Regions from separate parts of the Homo sapiens genome. Here region 1 is linked to region 2. Evidence: chromatin loops called from intact Hi-C (ENCODE). Cell type or tissue: tibial artery. All regions are shown on one strand. Links, peaks and the distances in the headings refer to the core of each region. The heading gives the core; the rest is flanking DNA. Region 1 has its middle 7.7 kb from the start of SKP1. Region 2 has its middle 63 kb from the start of PPP2CA-DT.

The links. Hi-C counts contacts between places; a loop is a spot of excess contacts. Peaks named below come from ENCODE experiments on the same cell type or tissue, not always from the same donor. Only the 100,000 strongest peaks of a DNase experiment are listed, where the experiment ranks them.
Region 1: a loop joins it to region 2, with 11 times the contacts of the local background. A loop is called at or near these places in 108 of 110 quality-filtered maps.

What each region holds. Positions count from the first base shown.
Region 1 is chr5:134,183,146-134,186,059 of GRCh38, reverse strand. No RefSeq gene overlaps it. Among named protein-coding and RNA genes, the nearest start is that of SKP1, 7.7 kb to the right of the region's middle. In tibial artery, for the core only: a CTCF peak has its summit at 1,715 (motif pointing left); a DNase peak (open chromatin) is centred at 1,727.
Region 2 is chr5:134,288,348-134,291,261 of GRCh38, reverse strand. It overlaps a transcript of CDKL3 not described here. Among named protein-coding and RNA genes, the nearest start is that of PPP2CA-DT, 63 kb to the right of the region's middle. In tibial artery, for the core only: a CTCF peak has its summit at 1,558 (motif pointing right); no DNase peak of the experiment used is centred there.

The DNA.
Region 1 (2,914 bases), core at 316-2,815, 110 kb after region 2:
CCTTGACACCTGTTTCTCTCATCCTCCACATGTGGTTCATTAGCTACACCTCCAAATACATCTTTCTCTTTTATCTCTAATAACCCTGTCCTGGTCCAAGCCTTCTGAAAGGTCTTGCGGCTTCTCTTCTTCCACCCACTACAATCCACTCACACAATCACAAGAGCGCTCTTTCTATACTGTAAAGCGGATCCTGCCACATGCTGCTTACCTTCCATCACCTGAGGCTACTTAATGAAAATGGGATGAAGTGGCCAGCGGCTGTAATCACGCCTGTAATCCTAGCACTTTGGGAGGCTGAGGTGGGTGGATCACTTGAGGTCAGGAGTTCGAGACCAGCCTGGCCAACATGGTGAAACCCCGTCTCTACTAAAAATACAAAAATTAGCCGGGCATGGTGGTGGGCGCCTGTAATCCCAGCTACTCAGGAGGCTGAGGCAGAAGAATCGCTTGAACCCCGGAGCCAGAGGTTGCAGTGAGCCGAGACACCACTGCACTCCAGCCTGGGCAAGAGAATGAGACTCCATCTTAAAAAAAAAAAAAAAAAAGAAAAGAAAATGGGATGAAATTCCACTTTCTTCACAGAGCTTTTCATGATTTGGTCCTTACCTGCTCTTCTGCCCTCATCTGTTTTCACTCTCCCCCCATTCATTAATCTCTAACCATATTAGCCATACTGTTCCTGGGACATACCAAACTCATTTTTAGAGACACTTTTTCCATCTCTTTCTGTGGCTGGGGCCTTCTTATGCAGGTTTCTGCTTAAATGTATTGCCCTCTTCTCCCTTTATAACCCCACTTTGTTTTCTTCTCAGTATTTATCCACCTAACATTCTCTTATTTGTGCTTATCACATTGAACCCACTAGATGGTAAGCTCCCTGAAGGCAAAAATCCTTCTCTTCTTTACCACTGTCTGCAACATGATGGGGAGAGGGTGGTAAACAAATATTCACTGAATGACTGACTGGCATGGTCTATATCAGCAGCTTGCTGGGCCTAGACTCAGAGATTTTCCTGGAGAAATCCCTGCCACTCAGTAGTCCCTTGGCAGACAGGCCTTCCTGACTGCGCAGTTAACAGTCAGGCACTTGGCTTGCAAGACATACCCACGTCATACTTGACTACCTCACTGATGATCCCAGTCTAGCTCCTGGGATGTTCAGCAAGTCGGCCTGCCTGGAGCTCCATGGGTGGCTGACTGGCTGGGCTTTGCAGAGTTTTTAAATTGCAATTTCTCTCTGGTAGTCTTTGCCCCAGTGTGCTGGCTCCAGACGACATATTGGTGCTGGGGTCCTCTGGGCAGAGGGGTAGGGAGACTTAGCCGGTGATGATAGGTGATGCCTGTCATTGTTTTCTCATCTGTGAAGGAGTCCTCGCTGCATTGTACTGCACTGCTCTGCTCCTAACTGAGTCTTTCTGGCCCTGCTACCAGGTCCTGCATTTCACAGGTCTCTGTCAAACTCTACATTTCACAGAGGGACACTGTGACCCAGATGGCTGGGGGCTACTTCCATGGTCACGCTGTGGACATGGGATTAAGTTGCACTGGCATTCAGCCTCTGGTGGCCAGACTGGGTTTCTGGACAGGAGTCTGCGTCCTGGAGGGGAGAGAGGGCAACCTTTGGAGGGGCCAGAGGGCAAGCCTGGAAGAGGGCAGGCTCAGTGAAGATGCACCCTTGGGACAGCCACCTGGCTCTCTGGTGCCATCTGTTGGTCAGAGCCAGTCAGTACTGGTAGTTCTTGGGGGTTGACCTGGACCAGACGGACTCTAGAGCAATCCCGTCCCTGTCACTGCCTTAGCTTGGGCCCAGCATGGCAACTCTGAGCACATGGGGGGCACTGTGCACTCCTATGGTCTTCTCTCCTTGGAGAGAGGTGGGTGTAGCTCATGCTCTTCCGTGAAGTCAGACTCATCTGTGGTGAGTTAGCCAGACCTAGGTTCAAATCCCACCTCCCCATTTTCCTGCTCTATGGCCTGGGGCTGATTACTTAACCCATCTCAGCCTTGGCATCTCTCCTGTAAAATGCAGATTATAATAGTAACCACCTCCTAGGGTTGCTGTGAGATTAAAACATTATAAAGAAAGAGCTTAGCTCGGTAATCTGGCAGGCCCATGCTCCAGGAATGTTAGTGGCTATGCTTATGGGCTTGCTGATTTGGGCAGGATTACTGTTCAGTCCCTCCTTCATGGGTAGGCCCACTTTGGCTTGCCAAGACTCTCCAACCTACCCTAGACCCAAGGCAGTCTGGGGTTCCTGAAATCTGATGGTGCAGGGTACAGATGTGGGTCAAGAAATGTTTTCCTCCACCACTTAGGTGTAGATGTCACTTCTGCCTAGAGATTCCACAGCAGCTTCCCAAGGGCAGGTTCATAGTCCACCAGGGAAGGTATTGCACTGGCTGGCTCAGATAGAGGAAAGGAAGCTGTAACTTTCTGTAGCTTTGTCCAAGGTCTTAGTTGAACTCTTGGCCCATGGGCAGGTAAGTCCTCCCTGTGGCCTTGCAGAAATTCCTCACCTTCCCTCCCAACATCTCCTGTATTCCTCCAGCCTTGGCTCTGAAGGGTTGGGAAGCCATGTGAAGGAAAGGCTCCAGGGGCTCAGACTTCCTTCAGGAATTGACACTGGCATCATGTTAAGAATGTTACATGCATTCACACATTGTCACTCCCTCCTCGCTTTTTTTTTTTGAAACAGAGTCTTGCTCTGTCGCCCAGGCTAGAGTGCAATGGCACAATGTCAGCTCACTGCAACCTCCGCCTCCCAGGTTCAAGCGATTCTCCTGCCTTAGCCTCCCGAGTAGCTGGGATTACAGGCACCTGCCATCATACCTAGCTAATTTTTTTTTGTATTTTTGTAGAGACGGGAGTTTCACCATGTTGGCCAGGTTGGTCTCGAACTCCTGACCTCAG
Region 2 (2,914 bases), core at 187-2,686:
TCAGATTTCCAATTACCCATTCAACAGCTATATTAAAATATATAATAGGTATCTCAAACTTAACATATCCAAAATTAAAGTCCTGATCTCTTCCTCACTCCATATGCTTCCTTGAGTGTTTTCTGCATGTTAGTTAAGGGTAACTCCATTCTTCTAATTGCTCAAGAGAAAAATCTTGGAGTAATCCTCAACTCCTCTCTTTTTCTTATACCCTACATCATCCTTTCAGCTCTATTTTCAAAATATTTCCAGGATTTGACCACCTTATACCCCTTCACTGCTATTCACAACATCTCTTGTCTGGATTTTGTAGAAGTCTCCTAACTGATCTCCTGCCTTCACCTCTGTTCAACCTTCAGTTTCTTGTTCTTCAGTTTCTTCAGTTTCAATGCACTGCCTGGGTGTTCTTAATAAAACTTAAGTCAGATTGTGTGTGGTGGCTCACACTTATAATCCCAACACTTTGGGAGGCTGAGGTAAGAGGATCCCTTGAGGCCAGGAGTTTGAGATCAGCCTGGGCAATATAGCAAGACCCCATCTCTACAAAAAAATTAAAAAAAAAAACTTAAATCAGATGATGTCATTGCTCTGCCCAAAACCCTCATGGCTTCCCACTTCACTCAGAGTAAAAGCCACAGACATCACAATAACTTACACAGCCCTACACAGTATGCCTCTCCCCTTCTTTGACACCATTGATTATTTTCCTCCCTATTGCTCATTCTGTTCCAGGCCCACTGGCCCCTTTGCAATTCCTGCAGCACAATGGTTATGCTTCTGCCTTAGAAACTTTGCTCTTGCTGTTTCCTTTGCCTAGAAAATCTCTTTCCTCATGCATCTACACGATTTCTTTCTTCACCTCCTTCCAGTTCAAGACAAACCCTTTTTTTTTTTTTTTTTTTTTTTTTGAGACAGAGTCTCACTCTGTCACCAGTCTGTAGTACAGTGGCGCAATCTCGGCTCACTGCAACTTCCCGACTCCCTGGTTCAAGAGATTCTCCTGCCTCAGTCTCCCGAGTACCTGGGATTACAGGCATGTGCCACCATGCCCAGCTAATTTTTGTATTTTTAGTAGAGATGGGGTTTCACCATGTTGGCCAGGAGGGTCTTGATTTCTTGACCTTGTGATTTGCCTGCCTCAGCCTCCCAAAGTGCTGGGATTACGGGTGTGAGCCACTGCGCCTGGCCAAGGCAAAGTTTTAACGTCTTGTTCACTGCTGTATTCTCCATGCTTAGAACAATGCATAACATATATTGGCACACATTAACATTTGCTCTGTGACGAATGAATGGATTTATTAAGCACTCCACATAGTAAGTCACTTGAGGAAAAAAAACAGAAGAATGAAATATAATTTTACCGGTGGGGTAGAATATGCACTGTGTATCATGTTAGTATTAATTTCATTTTCTGGATAACAGTACTTTGTATTGATTGTTTCCAGTAGCTGTTACATGGTCTGTATGCCCCTCTTGCTCAAGAGAGTGAGGATGATCCTGAAATTCTCTTCGAAGTCAGATTATCATAGTCTCCTCCAGAGGGAGCCCACAGTCCAGCATTTTCAAGAGCTGGAGTCACCCTCTGACCCTAACAGAGGACAAGCCATTTGGTCTCCTGTTGGACGAACTAATGTATGAAGATGGGGTGCTAATACAGCTGTGCTTTTTGGTCTAAATCCCCTAGATGAGAAATGCAACAAAAGTGCAAGCTAGGAATTTGGTTTCCTCCAAAGTCTCAGGACATTTCAAACCAAGACCTAGATTATACACATTTCAGGCAACATTTACTCTTGGGCATCTCTGAGTAATTTCTTTGTGGCTACTCATTATTACATTGAACAGTATTATTATAATGTTAAAAGCATCTGATGCCTCATGAAATTACTTTAACAACAGGATTTATTATATAATAATTCTGCCATCAATATTGTTGGATTCCTTGGATTGTTGTTGAGTTTGGAAAATTGGTTTCTTTAATTTCTCTCTATTCTTCAAACAGAAAATGTGATGGTATCAGAATATTTATTGAAAGTGTACCTGCAAACTCCTGGGGATTTTTTCTTTTCTTTTTCTTTCCTTTTTTTTTTTTTTTTTTTTTATGAGACAGGGTCTTGCTCTGCTGTCTAGGCTGAACTACAGTAACATGATCATAACTTACTGCAGCCTCAAATTCCTGGGCTCAAGCAATCCTCTTGCCTCAGCCTCCTGAATAGTTGGGAGTACAGGTGTTCACCACCATGCTGGGCTCATTTTTAAATTTTTCATACAGACAGGGCCTCACTATATTGGCCAGGCTGGTTCTTTAAAAAAAAAAAAAGTTTATTGAACAAACATTCCATTTTTATTTAAAGTCACATATTATGAGAGTCCAGATTAGTATCAGATTACCTGAGTTAGAAGGCAGATGCTTTTATCACCTCTTCATTGGAAACCTGTTTGGTGCTTTGCTGCCTCAGTTTTCCCAGCTGGATAATGGGGACAAAATAGCTTATCCTAGAGATATTGTGAGGACTCAAGGTTTAACACACACAGGACACAGTGGGTTTGTAGTGATGAAATTTAGTAGTTCACTGGGTCTCTGTGTCTTCTTCAAGGATGAAGAATTATGGTCTTTAAGTTTTGTTATGCGAGTTATCTGAGTTTATCCTGACTTAATTCCCTTTGGGAATAAATTAGGTCTGAAAGTGTCCTCTACTCTTGTTGCATACTGCCTGTGAAACTCCTAGGGTATCTGTGCACTGGTCACCATTTATTTAGACATAAAGTTGGCATGAGTTATCTGTTCTGCAGGCATAAAGTGTTTCATTAAATACAAGAAAAAACATGGCATTTACAGTTTTAAAAGAGAGCTGTATAATGTGTCCGCTATTGTGGTTTGGAAGAAAATTAATCTCTGGAGACCCAGTTAGAGTTG